Linked DNA regions of Homo sapiens: region 2 is linked to region 1. Evidence: chromatin contacts called from ENCODE Hi-C data. All regions are on one chromosome and are shown on one strand. Each heading gives the region's core, a stretch centred on a gene start or an enhancer-like site at or near the end of the contact. The rest is flanking DNA. Distances are from core to core; before and after follow the strand shown.

The links. Hi-C counts contacts between places; a loop is a spot of excess contacts on that map.
Region 2: a loop to region 1 is called in a map of PC-9, with 2.1 times the contacts of the local background. The contact joins two enhancer-like sites. A Hi-C loop is called at or near these places in 1 of 168 maps with a recorded cell type or tissue (PC-9) and 1 of 37 single-sample maps with no recorded cell type.

What each region holds. Positions count from the first base shown.
Region 1 is chr5:39,622,931-39,626,649 of GRCh38, forward strand. No RefSeq gene overlaps it. Among named protein-coding and RNA genes, the nearest start is that of LINC02104, 100 kb to the left of the region's middle. Within about 2 kb of position 1,786, at least 8 of the 41 ENCODE cell types and tissues checked have a DNase peak (open chromatin) inside an H3K27ac peak, as active enhancers do; they include PC-9, where a contact is called at or near this core.
Region 2 is chr5:40,382,851-40,386,569 of GRCh38, forward strand. No RefSeq gene overlaps it. Among named protein-coding and RNA genes, the nearest start is that of LINC00604, 140 kb to the left of the region's middle. Within about 2 kb of position 1,586, at least 7 of the 41 ENCODE cell types and tissues checked have a DNase peak (open chromatin) inside an H3K27ac peak, as active enhancers do; they include PC-9, where a contact is called at or near this core.

The sequences.
Region 1 (3,719 bases), core at 536-3,035:
TCCCTTAACTAACATTTTTGTGAATGCAAAGGAAAGGTAGGTATTCATTTAGAAGTTCTTTGCATGTTTACAAGCAATTAATAAGTGCCTGGCTGACTTTTAACGAGATTGTGCTAATTCCATTTGTCTAACTTTCCTCCTAGTTTTGATTTTGCAAACTTTAATCATTTCCCTTACTGTTTTCTTAACTTTTCTGCATTTCTTAACATTAATTTTACTTACTTAATTGTGATTAAATGGTGAACATATAACCAAGTATTTTGAATTTTTTTTACTGTATGTAACATTTAATAAATGTATTTTGGTCCTGATCACATTAATTTAGTGGGTTCTAATCTTACATAAGTACTTTAAATGTCTTCCATACTTAAATTTTGGTTATTTCCTTTACATGACCCATTTCCTGGTTTTGCTCAATGTAGAAGAGGATGTTTTCTATTTTTATTTTGAATTTTACTGTTCCCCAAGGCCTTCTTAATTATGTTTTTCTTGGGTAGGCAACATCTTGTCTCTTGATTTTTAAGCCATGACTAAAGTATACCCAGATAGCATGTGATTTGCTAAATGACTTTTTTTTTTTTTTTTTTTTTTTTTTTTGACAGAGTCTTGCTTTGTTGCCCAGGCTGGAATGCAGTGGTGTGATCTCGGCTCACCGCAACCTCTGCCTCCTGAGTTCAAGCGATTCTGCTGTCTGAGCTTCCTGAGTAACTGGGATTATAGGCCAGCACCACCACGCTATACTAAATTTTACTATTTTTAGTAGAGATGGGGTTTTACCAAGTTAGTCAGACTGGTCTTGAACTCCTGACCTCAAGTGATCCACCTGCCTCAGCCTCCCAAAGTACTGGAATTACAGGTGTGAGCAACCATGCTCAGACTTAAATGAATTTTTTTAAATGAAAAATTGGGTTAACGGGTAACAAAAACACTTTACAGTACATCACCCCACAGCCTAGTATCTAGAGTTTTCTCAGTGAAACATAATTTTAGAAATTATCTCTTTTCGTATTTGTTACTTAATTTGTCATACTGCAAATTTCAAGGGCTGGTAGTAGTAGCCAGTGAAATGCCATGCCCAAAGAGGAAGGTAAATAATGTTTTTAAATGCATTTGCTAGTTTTATGCTTTACAGAAAATATTTTATTTTCTGTAAAATAAATTAGTTCCAATTTAGAGATGAGGATATTAGGGTTCATAAATGTTCAAAAACTTGGTCAAGGTCAAATTAGTGAGTAGTAGTGCTCCTTTCACTTACTACTCAAGCATCTGTTTTCTAATTTTTGCACAGCCCTTGAATTCAGAGACTATAATTTATTAGTCTATTAAGGTGTAAATTTTAAAGAAGAATAATGTGCCAAATATTGTTATCAAAAAGATTTTCATATGAGACCATTTCTACAGAAACTTTTTGTTGTTGTTCCTTTTTCTTATTCAATCTTATTGCAGTGATGACTGCAGTAACATGTTGTATCTCTCCTCTTCTTACAACTTAACTTTGACACTGCTCCCATCCAGTAATGGGAACTATGTACTCTCCACTTGCATGTACTTGTCAATAATGTTAATACTTTGTGGTTTTTGAGGCTGAGTTATAAAAGGTGATTTTTAACCTTGTTCTCTTGGGACACTCTCTCAATTCAGCAACCATACTGTTAGGTAGTCCAAGCAGCTTGCAGATAGGTCCATATGGGGAGAATCAGGGTCTGGTCATTAACAGGAACCACTGAACTGCCAGTCAATAGTGAGCCCCAACTAGCCAGCCATGTGAATGAGTCATCCTGGGAGTAATCCTGCAATACCAGTTGAACTGCCCAGCTGATGCTATGTGGAGCAGAGGTAAAACCTTCACAAGGATCCCTGTGAAAACTGAAGTTTTATAAGTGAAATTAACTATTTATTGCTGTTGTTTTAAGCCACAGCATTTTATAGTGATTTGCTATTCGGCAATAAGCAAGTGTCACATGTTCTTTTGGGTTAATGGAAAACTTACTTTTGAAAACCATTTTCATTGCACTACATTTCTGAATGTTTTCTTCCTGTTGTATGAGCTAAAAATAATCCAAGAAAAGTTGCCCAACTCCTGAGAGACTTGGACAAACCTGAAATAATTTTTGTTTTGTAGTTTCATTCTTATGCTGCTCTATTAAAAAATCTTGCTTGTCTGTTTTGACCAGAAATATCCAGGAAAAAGGCAGTTACATTCGTTTACTCTGGACTTGCTGCAAGAGTATGAACAGGCAAAGTAACCTTTGCACTATAGTTAATGTTTTCCACGGAATCTATCTGAACATCAGACTGCTTCATTGCTACAAGTTATTCAACTTCTATTAATTCTATAATTGAATAGAAGTTTGATTTAACTTGTGGAATTTTGCTTCTAAGAAACCTGCTTCTTTTATTTGGAGCACATCTCGTTTCAGTCTTTCTTTGTGTGTCATATTAATAGATTTTTTAAACATTTGTTTTAAACATTTTCCTTAAAAATATATTTTTTTTCTTCATTCTTCTTATTCTTGCCATGTTCCTGGTCATAAATATCAAGGTGATGGTTTCTAGTTATCCAGGCTTATGTAGCTATTTAACAAGCTCATAAGATTATCAACTACATTGTCCACCTGCATATTTTGTCATGGCATAAATAAGCCATATCCTGCAATGGCATTAAATCATAGATATGATAGGATTCATATTAACTATTTGAAAGAAGCATGTGGACAGGAACTCAAGGAAGTCACACAGGTGAGTTATTCTTTATTGACAATACGGATAAGTAATTGACATTATTACTTTCTGTATCTGGGAACACTAAACCCTAGTGTCTAGTGTCACAACTGCCTTTACCTTGGCTTCCCCAACCCAATTCCCAGAAAACAAAGCTTGTAACAGGGGCTTGTGTGTGGGTGACTTATTTAGGAAGTGACCCTAGGTAACTGAGATGGGGACTGGAATAGAGTAACATGGAAGGAAGGAAAGCCATGAGTAGTAGTCTGTTTTCAGGCTGCTGATAAAGACATACCCGAGACTGGGTAATTTATAAGTAAAAATAAGTTTAATGGATTCAACAGTTCCATGTGGCTGGTGAGGCCTGACAGTCATGGTGGAAGGTGAAAGGCACGTCTTATATAGTGGCAGACAAGAAAGAATGAGAGCCAAGTGAAAGGGATTTCCATTTATAAAACCATCAGATCTTGTGAGACTTATTCACTACCACAAGAACAGTATGGGGAAAAGCATCCCCATGATTCAATTATCTCCCAACAAGTCCCTCCCACAACACATGGGAATTATGGGAGCTACCATTCAAGATGAGATTTGGGTGGGGACACAGCTAAACCATATCACCATGGTAAGAGTTATTTATCAAATTGGTCCCCACTATAGCTACAGGAGCTCAATTCCTCTGGGAACTTCTCACGAGAAAGTGTCTCAAGGATGAGAAGACAGGGCACTTATCTCTTGACCCCTCCTCCATTGGCCAAGGGTAGCCTGTGGTTTATTAACTCCTTGGGGCTTCTATGTCTCTTGTGTCTAAGCACGAAGTGGTCTTTGTAAGCCTCCTTTGTTGCTGCATCAGAGGAGTACTAGAAAAGGGAGAGGAGTATGTTATGTGTGCAGTCGAGATAATTATTTTCTAGTAATGCCTATGCAAAGGCAGCTTTTATTATGGTAGCCAGGATCTAAGGTAGCCTGAGAAGATATACAGCAAAATACCAAAGACA
Region 2 (3,719 bases), core at 336-2,835, 760 kb after region 1:
ATGTGTGTAACAAAATATGCACTATAGAGGATCAAACTGTTTTACAAAATCTTCAAAAACCTAAATGTTTTCTTAGCAAATGATGGCATGTCCTTCAAACACTAGAACACTATATTGTTTATTTTGCTTTCAGGCTGATTATAAGGTAAATTCAACTCAGAGAGACTTGATCTTCTTCCTAATTTACCTGCTTCAACAAGAAACCATGAGTGTTCATTATCAACCATATTTTGAAAATTGAATAATAAATAATGGTAACTACTTTATTAATAAAACAAATATGTTTTTAATTAAGTGACTGTGGCTGCCAGGCTCCAGAAAGTTAAAATGCCATCAATAGATAGGCAGTGAAATTCTGAAAGCAGTTAAATTGCAGAGTACTTGAGAACTGGTAATTTTAGATGAAAGACAGCTAAGACACAAATTTAAAAGCCTATCCATTGTTCCTTTTTTAAAATGATATGAAGAGATATTGTACATCACAACTGCTATGGACTGAATATTTGTGTCCTCCCAAAATTCATATTAAAGCCTATATCCCCAATGTGATGGTATTGGGAGGTTGGACTTTTGGGAACTTACTAGGTCATGATGGTGGAACCATCCCCTAATCTCATTCATCCTCCACCATGAATGAGATTAGTGCCTCTATAATAAGAGGCAAACAAGAGATCATCTCTCTCTGCCATGTTAAGATATAACAAAAAAACAGCTGTCTGCAAACTAGGAAGAGTGCACTCACCAGATACCAGATCTACCAGTGCTCTGATCTTAGACTTCCCAGCCTTCAAATTGCATAGTATTTTGTTTAGTCTATGGTATTTTGTTGTAGCAGCCTGAGCTGATTAAGACAATTTTCTTCATAGATCATTTTCTTGGGAATGGTGGTAAGATGCTCATAAATGCTTAAAACTACACATAACAATCACACAGCTAGAAGAGATCCCAGAAAATCTTTCAAAGAAAATTCAGAACCAAAGTTCTGGCTCTCACTTTATCTCCAGCCTTAAATGAGCTGGAGAGTCAGTTATGTAACTAAATGTCTCATGCCTCAGATTCCTCATGCATTCATTGGGAAGAATGCCTGTGCAATGTGTCTTTAGGGTTACCATAGAGATGAATGAGGTAATGTATAGAAGAAGCACAATCCCAAATAATATTTCCCTTACCATAACTTTTCTGCTAAATAACATCTAAAATTTTAGCCCTTGTTTAATTTAGCCTCATATTTCTCGTCTCTTGCCCTTTGTAACTACTGTGCCAAACTTTCCACTTTATGATATACAGTAAGTCCACTTAATGCTGTCGATAGGTTCTTGGAAACTGTGACTTAAAGTGAAATGACATACAACAGGTCTTTGAATAATATCATTTCTTTCAACATCCTTGATAAGAATAAAACATTGGTTTCATTCTATGTTGTTTTGTTTCAAGTCACAGTTTCCAAGAACCTATCAACAACATTAAGTGAGGACTTACTGTATAGGGTTTCCTTTATTTTCATTTTCTATTTTGCCAACATAACCACCAGCCTTTGCTTTAGTACAGTACCTACTCTTGAAGCTACCCCATCAGTGTTCACTGATTAAATATGAGGAGAAGGGAGAGGTAGGCTGCTGCTCAGGGACTTTTCACACTAAGACAAGAAACCAGAGCAAAGGTGATTCCCCCTTGCGTGGCTAAACTATGGTTGCTGAAGCAAAAGGCATTGGAGCAGAAATATTTCCCTTCTAATCACTAGTAATGCCTCAGGCAATAATGGATGCTTCATAAGCAAAGGAATTCCCACTAAACCATCAGGAAGTCTAGTGTAATAGCCTATTTCCAACCTGCCAGATTCATTGAGTGAATTGGAGCAAATCTCATCTATACTTCTCACTTTCTGATATAATTTTATAGAGACTAAATAGTAATGTTCACCATAATGTTGGATGAGCCTCACTTGTGAAGCATTCACTCAGTATATACCTGGCATAATCTCCTCAGATTGGTACTTTTTCAGATTTAAGAGGGAAATAGCTTGAAATTGAGAACTAATAGCAAATTACATGCCCTTAAGATGATACACCCTTCAATGACAAAACACTGTAGCACACCTCCAGGTCTGAAGTTAACAAAGAGGGCTGTCACTTCATTCAGCTGAATCCCTCCTGCCCTCCCCCTGCATACACCCCAGGCAACCTTTGCCCTACTACAATCTAGCTCATTAATTTGGTCAATGCAATTGTTTCTCATTTAAATCTTCCTGTAAAACATAGAATAGTCACTTCACTATTACATTGTCCCCAATTTTTTCAAAAGCTTGCCGTGAAGGGAAGGAAGCTAAGTAAGAAAAAGGTCAATGAAGCCAGTTGCAAAGAAGATTATGAAATGTTGCTCATTTCTGCTTTTTTTTTTCTTTTGAACCTCTGAATTACTTCATCTTTCCATCTGTCTACAAAGTTGTGGGTGCACATTAAGATATACAGACAGAATTCACAAACCCTTTGGTAAATTCACTCTTAGCACTAAATATCAACGGAGGAGAAAAAAAAAACGTACTATGTTTCCCAAAAGAAGTATGGGGAGACTATTTTCTATGATTAAAAGCATAAGAAAAAAAATAAAACTGATCCAAGAGCCCAGAGACTATTTTTATATGTGAAAAATATATACTTTAGTCAGGATTTGTAACTTCAGTAACTCCCTTTGGAAACCAAATTTCCACCCTCTCACAGTGTTTGGTTATTTAGGACTGAGTCAATTTGAGCATGATGAGTTTGGAATGCCAGCTGGCTGCAGAAGTGTGAAGAAACCTGTGTGGTCACCAACACTTTAAACATCACTCACAGTTCTGAAGTAGGGCTATCCCAGGAGCACTTCCTGGATGCTGGTGATCCACAAACACCAGACTATTTCCACTCCTCAAAAGGAAAAAGAATGGGGCCCTACCTTGCCAGGAAGAGGAATCTGGCAAGCAGGCTGAGAACAAGCACCACACAAGGCAATTTTTGCCAAGTGAGTCACCCATACCCCCTGGGTACAGGTGAAGCTCAAGGAAAGGACCATTCAAACTTCCAGCCTGCAGGAGCTGCAAAATCAGCTCCTGAACTCCAGTATTCAACTCATCTAGAAACACATTTTTATTCAAATCTTTAAAGCCAAAGAAGGTATCTAACCATTGTCCCAGCCTTCTCTTCTTTTATAGTATCACTAATTCCATAGTTATGTAAGTGCCTTTTATGTGAATGCACTGTACTAGACCCTTGATAGAGAATGGTTAGCAGAAAAATTAAAAAAGCAACCAAGATTCTACATTCTTGATTCTCATGGGAAAAATAGAGAAGAACTGAGAAAAGTCCTAAGAAGAAAACACTAAGATAGACACTAACAGGGAAAGTTTTACTCAAGGTGGTCTTATGTTCTAATTTTAATGTGATCACTTGGGGATCCTGTTTTAAAAAAAAAAAAGAAACATAGATTCCAGTACTAAATGCAGATTTGATATGTCTTGGGGAGAGTCTGGGACTATGCATTTTTTACAGGCTCCCAGCTGCTGCTGCTGTTGCTGCTCCACAAACCACATTTTTTAATAACAAGCCTCTAGGGTTTCTCTACATCTGTGGTTGTAGTTCTCTAAGTGTGGTCACCAGACCAGCAGCTACAGTGTTACTGGGAAACTTCTTAGAAATGCAAATTCTCAAGCCTCACCCCAGACCTACCGAATCAAAAGCTGGAGA